Linked DNA regions of Homo sapiens: region 2 is linked to region 1. Evidence: chromatin contacts called from ENCODE Hi-C or POLR2A ChIA-PET data. All regions are on one chromosome and are shown on one strand. The core of a region is the stretch at or near the end of the contact, and the rest is flanking DNA. Distances in the headings are between cores, read along the strand shown.

What was found. A loop is a pair of places that touch in the nucleus more often than their neighbours do. ChIA-PET counts read pairs that join two places held with the same protein, here RNA polymerase II (POLR2A).
Region 2: POLR2A ChIA-PET joins it to region 1 with 10 read pairs in AG04449. The contact joins two enhancer-like sites. A Hi-C loop is called at or near these places in 1 of 168 maps with a recorded cell type or tissue (heart right ventricle). POLR2A ChIA-PET finds 5 or more read pairs at or near these places in 5 of 52 experiments (AG04449, AG04450, H1 and 2 more).

The regions. Positions count from the first base shown.
Region 1 is chr2:120,769,025-120,772,839 of GRCh38, forward strand. All of the region lies in intron 1 of GLI2 (GLI family zinc finger 2), which reads left to right. Among named protein-coding and RNA genes, the nearest start is that of GLI2, 35 kb to the left of the region's middle. RefSeq lists an enhancer at 1-44. Within about 2 kb of position 2,412, at least 13 of the 41 ENCODE cell types and tissues checked have a DNase peak (open chromatin) inside an H3K27ac peak, as active enhancers do.
Region 2 is chr2:120,803,815-120,807,922 of GRCh38, forward strand. The region is part of intron 2 of GLI2 (GLI family zinc finger 2); the gene reads left to right. Among named protein-coding and RNA genes, the nearest start is that of GLI2, 70 kb to the left of the region's middle. RefSeq lists an enhancer at 667-1,316. Within about 2 kb of position 1,354, at least 3 of the 41 ENCODE cell types and tissues checked have a DNase peak (open chromatin) inside an H3K27ac peak, as active enhancers do.

The DNA of each region.
Region 1 (3,815 bases), core at 1,162-3,661:
TGTGGCTTCTCAGTGATGAAGACTTGACAAGGGTCCTCATTTGAAAACGATCCAACAGCAAGAGCATCTCTGACAGGAAGTAGCTCCTTCCTCCCAAAGAGCACCGCTCACCTCCAGAATCCACTCTCTCTGGAGCCCCCACTTGGTGCCCAGCCTGGTGGTCTGGCACTAGCTCCCGCCGCCAGTGTTGACTGAATGAAAGGACAAAGCTGTAGATGGGAGGAATGGAGGAAAATCAGGAGAGGGCTAAAGCGCACAGGCCCCTAACTTTTTGGTGAGCCCATGGCCAGTGTTGGGCAGCAAGTACTGTCCCAGTCCAGTGAGCCCTTTCTGCTGCAGGATGGGGGATTCCGGGGCTCCATGGGTGCCGGGGCCTGGGGGCATCCCCTGAACCTCAGTGCCCTGTGCATTTAGTTCCTTCTCTCCTGGAAGTTGTCTCTGTAGAAGGACCCCTCCAGGCCCTAGAGACCTGGCCCAGCGCTCCCAGCTACTGGGGAGTTGTCCATGCTCACCCTAGGTGACAATGAGGGTTTAACACTAGGTCCTTCTAGGAAATAACTTACAGAAGGCAAGCTCAGAGTCTTGCCCCTGCAGTGCTCATGCATGTGCGTGCATGCATGTACACATGTGCTGTGCGGCTGTGTGAGAGCGTGTGTGTGTTTGGGCACATTTGTGAATGTAGGGGTGTGTCTGTGACTGCTTCTGTGTGCATTTGCTTGCGTCTGTATGTGAGTGCATTTCTGAGTGTGCATGTGTTTGGGAGTGTGCGTCTCTGCCTGTTTGGGAGTGTGTTGGGAATGTGTGTCTGCTTGTGCATGGGCTTTAAGTGTGTGGAAGTTTGGGTGCACAAACACTGTGTGTGTGTGTGCATGTGCATGTGTGGGCACAGCCTCTAGAAGGCAGCATGACTGGATGGGTCCTGGCTGACAAGTAGGTGCCTGCTGCCTCCTGTCCCCTCATTTTGGCCCTGCAGAAGGAGGGAGCTGCCTGGGTCATGCTGACTGAGAGGAAGCCTGGTGCTCAGTTCTCCTGGCCCCAGCCCCTAGTGATAATCACTGTTTTCGGGTTGTATTCAGGGATCCAAATCACAAAGAATATAGCTTGGCGGCTCCTAGAATTGAACACCTCGGTGGCCCCATATGAGGCTTCCATGTTCCCAGCACCCAGCTCCAAACACAAACACATCCACTGTTCTCCCTGATGGCTGCCTTTCCATCCCCCACCCCCAGCCTCCTCCTGTCCAGGCCTTGCCTGGCTGTCTCTTGCTGGAATGCCTCATCTGCCCCCATCTCCTACCCTTCCATGCCCTGTGGTGGGTCCCCGAGCACGGGGCCCAGCTTCAGGACCCATAGGGGTTTAGCTGTCTGTCTTCCCAGTTGGACCAGGAGTGCACTGAGGGTGGGAGCAGTGTTTTGTGTGTGTGTCTCATCTTGGTGCCTGATGCAGGCATCAGGGGACCCAGGAGCTGTTGCTGATCACTGGATGACACCAGGGAAGGTGCTCTGTATTTGGGATTTGGGCTGCCATTGCTGGACGACAGCCACACGCTGCCTGCTTCCTGACAGCCAGGAATGATGTGAGGTGGGACATGGGTGCAGTTTCTGGCTTGCCTCTCTCGTGCTCTGAGGTCTTGGGCAAGGCAGTGAACCTCAGGGACCCTCAATTTCCTCATTGTGAATTAAGCTGGTAGCACAGAGCGTTGTGCAGCTCAGGGATGGTCACCAATGGAAAGTGCTCAGCAGCGGGCCAGGTGCCTGTTGGGTGTTCTCAAACTATAATGATTATGTTTGGGCTCAGCCATCAGTGCTGACCACCTACCCTCCAGGCTGCTGGGACCTGGTGGAAGGGGCCTCCTCTGCATGCCCACCACACCGTCCACGCCCTTAGACTCCCACCTGCCGAGCCTGAGTTAACTCTTTGAGCTCAGAGCCTAGTTATGACATCCATTTTTGCCCCACTTGCCCAGGCCCAGACTCACCAGGAATCTGCATTTTGTCTGGCTGCCTGTGGCTCTGTGGCAGCGAATCAGAGACTTTTGGAAAGCCTGCCAGAGTGAACCTGAAAGGCAGCCATGGATACCACCCTGGGGTACGTTGGTGGGCTCTGCCTGTGTCCTGGCTTTGCAGGATCTCAGCCCTCTTCACTGTGCTCTGCATGAGGAGGCGGGCCGGCACAGAGAGTGGTGGCAGCAGCTCAGGCAGGACCCTTCCCTGTGTCGCTCAGCCCATTGGCAGGTGTCCAGCACGTGCCGCTTGGGTTCAGCACTCTTCTGGGCCCAAGGAATGAGAGCTATGCTGTGCGATTGGGGCGGACACTTGCCTTGCTCCTCACCAGCTCTGTGACCTCGGGCAAATGGCTTCAGGTTTCTGAGGCTTGGCCTCCGCATCTGTAAAATGACTGGTGAGGCTGGCTGTTTTCCAAGCGTCCTTCCTTTCAACTTAGAGTTCTTGATTCTAAGGGGTCGATCAAAGGCCTTCCTTCTCAAAGACTTTTGCCATCTTCTGTGAAGACAGAAGATGTTTCTGTTGAAAGCCAGTGCTCTGGGAGAGTAGTGTGACTTAGTGCGGCTCTGACTGCCCTTCCAGTCGGGAGGCTGTGAGTCATTGGGCTGGAGCCCAGAGCTGTCTTAGGGGGCCTTCTGCCTGTCCCAGCCTTAGGCTGTCTGATGCAGACCTTGTGGCCACAGGGTCTGTGACTAGCAGCATTCAGATGCTCAGCCAAGCACTGAGTCTTCTGCCTTCCAGAGGGGCCACTGGGCTTGCTGGACCAGGACTCCTCAAAGTTAGAAGGGGAGTGGAAGCCAGCAACCAAGTAGGTGGTGTGGCCCTCCCCACTTCCTCCATGGCCAACGCCCACGGTGCTTGCAGACTGCACAGTCGTATTTTATGCCTCCAGTGCTTGGATTTGTATAACTCTCTCCTGACTGGCCTCCCTGCTGTCAGGCCATCCTTGTTTTCGGAGTGACCCCTGTCAAATGCTATGAGGTCATGCTACTCCCTGACTTAAACTCCCATTGCCTAACGCACACAGATGGAGGGGGATGCAGGGTGATGGAGGCTGGGTTTTGTCTCTGTGCTAGGGCAGTTTGATTGATAGAGATTGCCTGGTGCCCTGAGTGAGAAGGACCCCAGGGGCTGCTGGGAGAAGCACTGTGATTGATTAGCAATGCCTGCCTTGGACCAGGAGAGGGTAGACAGTGCTGGTCCTGTGTGAACCTCAAGACTGGATGCCATTCAAATTCTTGGGTAACCCGCAAGGTCTCCTTTCTCTGAGGAGCCTTCCCTCCCCATCTCCAGCTCCCCAAGACTCAGCACCCTGTTCTGCAAGTCACTATTGGTCTTGTGTTTTGTTTGTTTGTTTCCACTCAGCAAGCCTCCAGAGGTCATAGAGCACACTTGTTTTGCTTTCTATATGGGCTAGTGTGGAGCCTCGCAGCCAGGGAGCACACCAGCATCATCAATGGCAGAGGGAATGTTTTAACTCTGAGTCCCCAGGAGCACCCCGGCTGCCCACTCCTGGCTGAGTGATAGGAAGGAGGCCTGCTGAGCCCTTCGGGCCTGGCCATAGGCCCAGAGGTTCCCAGGTCTGCCTGCCTGACCCTTGGCCCTTGTTGGAGAAGGCGGAATGAATATCTTCTGCTGTGGACAAATGTTTTAAGAGTATATTCCTAATAATTATAAACAATTTGTGCTCAAGGTAATAATGTAGAAGTTCAGGAAAACATAGATGAAGAAGAAAGAAGCCATTGACCGTGGCATTCTTCAGCAGCAATGCTGGTAAGAGGCACATTTCCTTCTGGGGCCTCTTCTCCAGCA
Region 2 (4,108 bases), core at 104-2,603, 34 kb after region 1:
TTAATACGCTTCACAGGTCATTGGGCGCAGTCCGTCCAAGGCATGAACAAGATCCCTTGGAGTATTCAAGAGTCTCAGGGGGGGAGACTACGGTTTGCAGCTGGTAGTACTGGCGGGGCTGTGACCAGGCTAGCATAGCTAGGGTCAAGCACTAGACGACTTTCAGCAGAGCGCTCCAGTGTTCCAGGAGGCGTGTGTGCTACCTACTCATACTGACAGCCCTCCTATCTTCTTCATTGGCCCTGCTGGGTTCTTGGAAAGTTTTTCTGAGGCACAGTTTTGCTTAGTGGCGAGGCATGCATGTCTATATGGGAATGCTGTGCAAATAGCAGAATATTTAGACGACTCATTTTCATTGTGTTGGCCAGAGCTAGAAAATCCCCTCCCACCACCTGCCTTACCACACCTAGGAATCTGTCCAATACCCCTCCATTGGTACGTACCTCCAAGTCCCTGGTGTCTTTGCACTCTGTCTTTTTCTGTGCCTCCAGGATGTCCTTGTGGGCAGGGCATTGCTTGTTCACCACTGTCCCCACATCCCCGCTTGCAGCAGACATCCCATAGGGGATTATGGAATCTGATGCTATCATGCCAGAGGTGTTCCCGGTGGGCTGGTGTGGTCAGCTGTCTCTGGGTATAAGGGTCAGTTGAGGCTGGCCGTGGTCTTTGGCCCCCCTGCCAGGCCCCATGGCCAGCAGGGAGCTGAGTGGGCCACCTTCCCTGGCTTATCCGAGTTTCTCTGCTGGGGCCACACACTTTTGCCTTGGACCTGATGCACCCAGGTGTGACTAAGTGGGCAATTACTCTTATTTAAGTGATTTTCAGGACGGCTGTTGATGCTGCTGGGCTTGTTTTATGGCCCAGCCATCCAGAACAACCAGTTCCCCTCAGACTTTGTCCAGAGAGCAGAGCTGAGTTCCCCTGACAGCCTGGTTCACCCAGGAAGCGGGGTGCAGGCTGACCACCCAGATGTTTTTCAGATGGTTCAGGAGTGTACTGCAAGGTTGGACGCCTGGGGCGGGAGCATGAGGTTGGAGACTTCTTCCTGCTCCCAGCAGAGTCTAGTGGGAAGAGCATGGCTTGGGGTCAGGCAGATCTGGGCTCTTCTTACCCTCTGCTTACCAGCCGTGTCTTCTGGGCAAATCAAGGAACTTCTCTGAGATTCGTGCAGTGGCGATGGTAGTGGTCACTACTTCTGGCTACCATGGAACTAAGCGAGACAAGGTCTGCAGGGTGGCTAGCAGAGCATGTGGGCACGGAGGAAGTAAATGTCCACATAACGGAAACCCGAGCATTCCTCTGGCCTGTCCTGGCCTCACACTCACTGCCACTCAGAACGGCTGCCGTCCAGAATCAGCCTGGCCGCCCCATTTCCCCAAGCACAACAGGTTTGTTCTCTGCTTCTGGCCGCAGCCCGGGGTCTGGACTCTGGGAGGCTCTCCTGGCCCCTGCCTGTCGCTCCCCTTGGTTGCAGAGACCGGCACACATGTTTCACGTCACCTCTGTGTCACCTTGTTTTCTGGCTGGTTCCTATAAGCTGGTGAACCCTACCTGCCTGGAATGACAGTGTCAGAGGACAGTGCCGGTGGCTCCTGCCCCTGTGTGCTCCCTGGGGCCTTGGCCATGCCTGGCCGGCACTCCTTCATTTCTCACGGTTCACTGTGAATGTTCAGCTGATGCAGAGTTGGGTGAAGCTTCAAAGTCATTTCCACTTACAGAACTGGAAGAAGCTTTTGAAATCCTCTAGTTTGAATCCATTCATTTTACAGATGTGGAAACTGAGGTCCAGAGACACAAAATGCAGAGGGTTGCCTAGTGATATTACTTGGACTGGAAACCAATTCCGCAGGAACATTCCATCACATGGGACACAGCTGTCCCTCAACCTGGCCCTCCTCCTGGCCCAAACCCCAACTTCCCAAGTGACTGTGTTTATGTTGGAAACATTTTTCTGACGTTTGGTTCTGTCAAAACTAATTTTAGCATTTCTAAAGCTTGGTAAAAATACAGCCTCATTACTTTGATGTCAGTGCATAGTTTACTATTAGTATATTCTGGGGTTTATCATTTTAGTCATGTTTAACACGGCTGTGCCAGGCATGCACTATTAAATCTGGCTTATTTTACATTCCTGTCCGGAATTATTTATTTGTAACAATTTCCTCTCTATCAAAAGACACAGCTAATGCTGTGTTTTAATGTGTTATTTACACACAAAATAACCTATTTACAACTCAGTATGCGCCGGAGGGAGAATGGATGGGCCCCTGTTTCCTGCATTCTGTTATATCAGAGTTTAACAATCTGGATTGCTAATAGAACCATTTATCATTACTTGGGAGGGGGGGAAAGAGATAATTTATTTTATGTTTGTGGCCAGGTCTCACCGCCTCTGATCTTGGGACCATTTTGAGGATAATGAAGTGAAGCCCTGCATTTGGTGGGGGCTGTGGGGCACCCGGGCCTGGGTGCCTCTGGGTTCCCTGCATTCATGTGCACATCCTACAGATGGTCCCGAACTGTGGACCAGAGAGGTGGTGATGACAGGGACGTTGCCTCTGCCTTCTAGGAGCTTCCAGTTAGAGGTGACACTCAGCAGATGGTGACGAATCCTGCCCATAGGGCTTCACGGGGGAGGCAGTGTCTGAGCCTGGGGACATTCGGGGTTCCACCAGGTGGAAAGAGGAAAGGGTGGGTGGGCCCTGGTGGGAGGAGGAGGGGCAGAGTGGCCCCCTGGGAGTGTGGGGAGGGAGGACTGGGCGCCATCAGCTCAGTCTGTATGTCTCCTGCGTGAGTCCATATGTCTCCTGCCTGGCATATGGGGTCTGAAGGACAAGGCTCCTGTTGCCCTGCGGGGAGGCGCAGAGATGGCTGGCACCCAGGTGGGTGCATAGCTGATCCAGGGTGCAGGCCGAGGTCCCGGAGGCTCCACTGAAGTCTCTTTGAATGGACATTGAGGGGTAAGGAGGGAAAGCGCCATTTGAAGCTGCTGTCCTCTATGAAGCTCTGTGTGGACACCAGAGGGGGATAGGAAGTGGGGGAAGATGCATTTAAGAAGCAGGGGCCATGGCCCTGTCCCCAAAAGCTTGTGGTTCCCCCATGGAGAAACCAGACACCCCAGTTACGATGCTGATGTGGGCATTGTCTGCTGCCTGCAGTGATCCAGGAAAACATTAGGGAAGGAGTGTGGTCTCAGTAGGACCTGGTAACACTGCTGTGTACAGCCCTGTGACCTGGCTGCTCAGTCAGTCCCACAGAAAGCCACTGTGCACTCAGATCAGGGGGCTGGGGAGGGGGTCACCAAAGTGTGATTGCAAAGTGTGGCAGGGCTTGGGCAAGCCCCCTGGGGACGATGCAGGGAGCCATCAGCCCCAGGACACCAGCATGGTCTGGGGGATGGGGCCTGGGCTTGGACAGGTGAGGTTTGAACCCTTGCCCTGCCCCTTCTCGGTTGGGTATCCTGTGCTGATCCGAACCCCAGTGTCCTCATTTTAAACGCAGGCCAAAATGCGTATCTTTGGAGGGCTAGGCTGACCAATAATGAGACTCCAGTGCTTAGAGGGTCCCTGGCACACAGTTGGCATTCTGTACATGGTAGTTCAGCTGTTAGTATTATGGTTCTTGCTCTTATTATGATTCTTAATTCAAGAACTGTTTTCTGAGGGTAGCGCATACGTTCCTTAAAAATATTTGAGAGAGCAAATGAAGGAGCTGAGTCTCTATAATGAGTTAGCAGTTCACCCGTGATGTGCAAGGAGGAACCACACTCTAGCCTGAGAAACAGCATGGGCAAAGGTCCTGGGGTCTGAGAATGGCTGGAGAGGCTGAGCTGAGCGGGAAGCACTGGCAAATGAGGCTGGTTTTGTCAGCCCCTTGGCAAAGGGCTCCCTTCCCTCCCCGATCCTGGCACAAGCTCACATCTGAGGCCGAGTCTAGTGGCCCCTCCTAGGGTCTGTGTCCTCCCTCTGCTCACAGCCACACGTGGACGCTGGTAACTCAGCCAGGCCCTGTGTGCACGGCTTGCTTGGACCACCCCCCCACACACCTCCCCGCCCCCGCCACCCTGAGCATCTGGCTTCTTCTCCTTCTGGGTGGGCAGGGTGGGGAG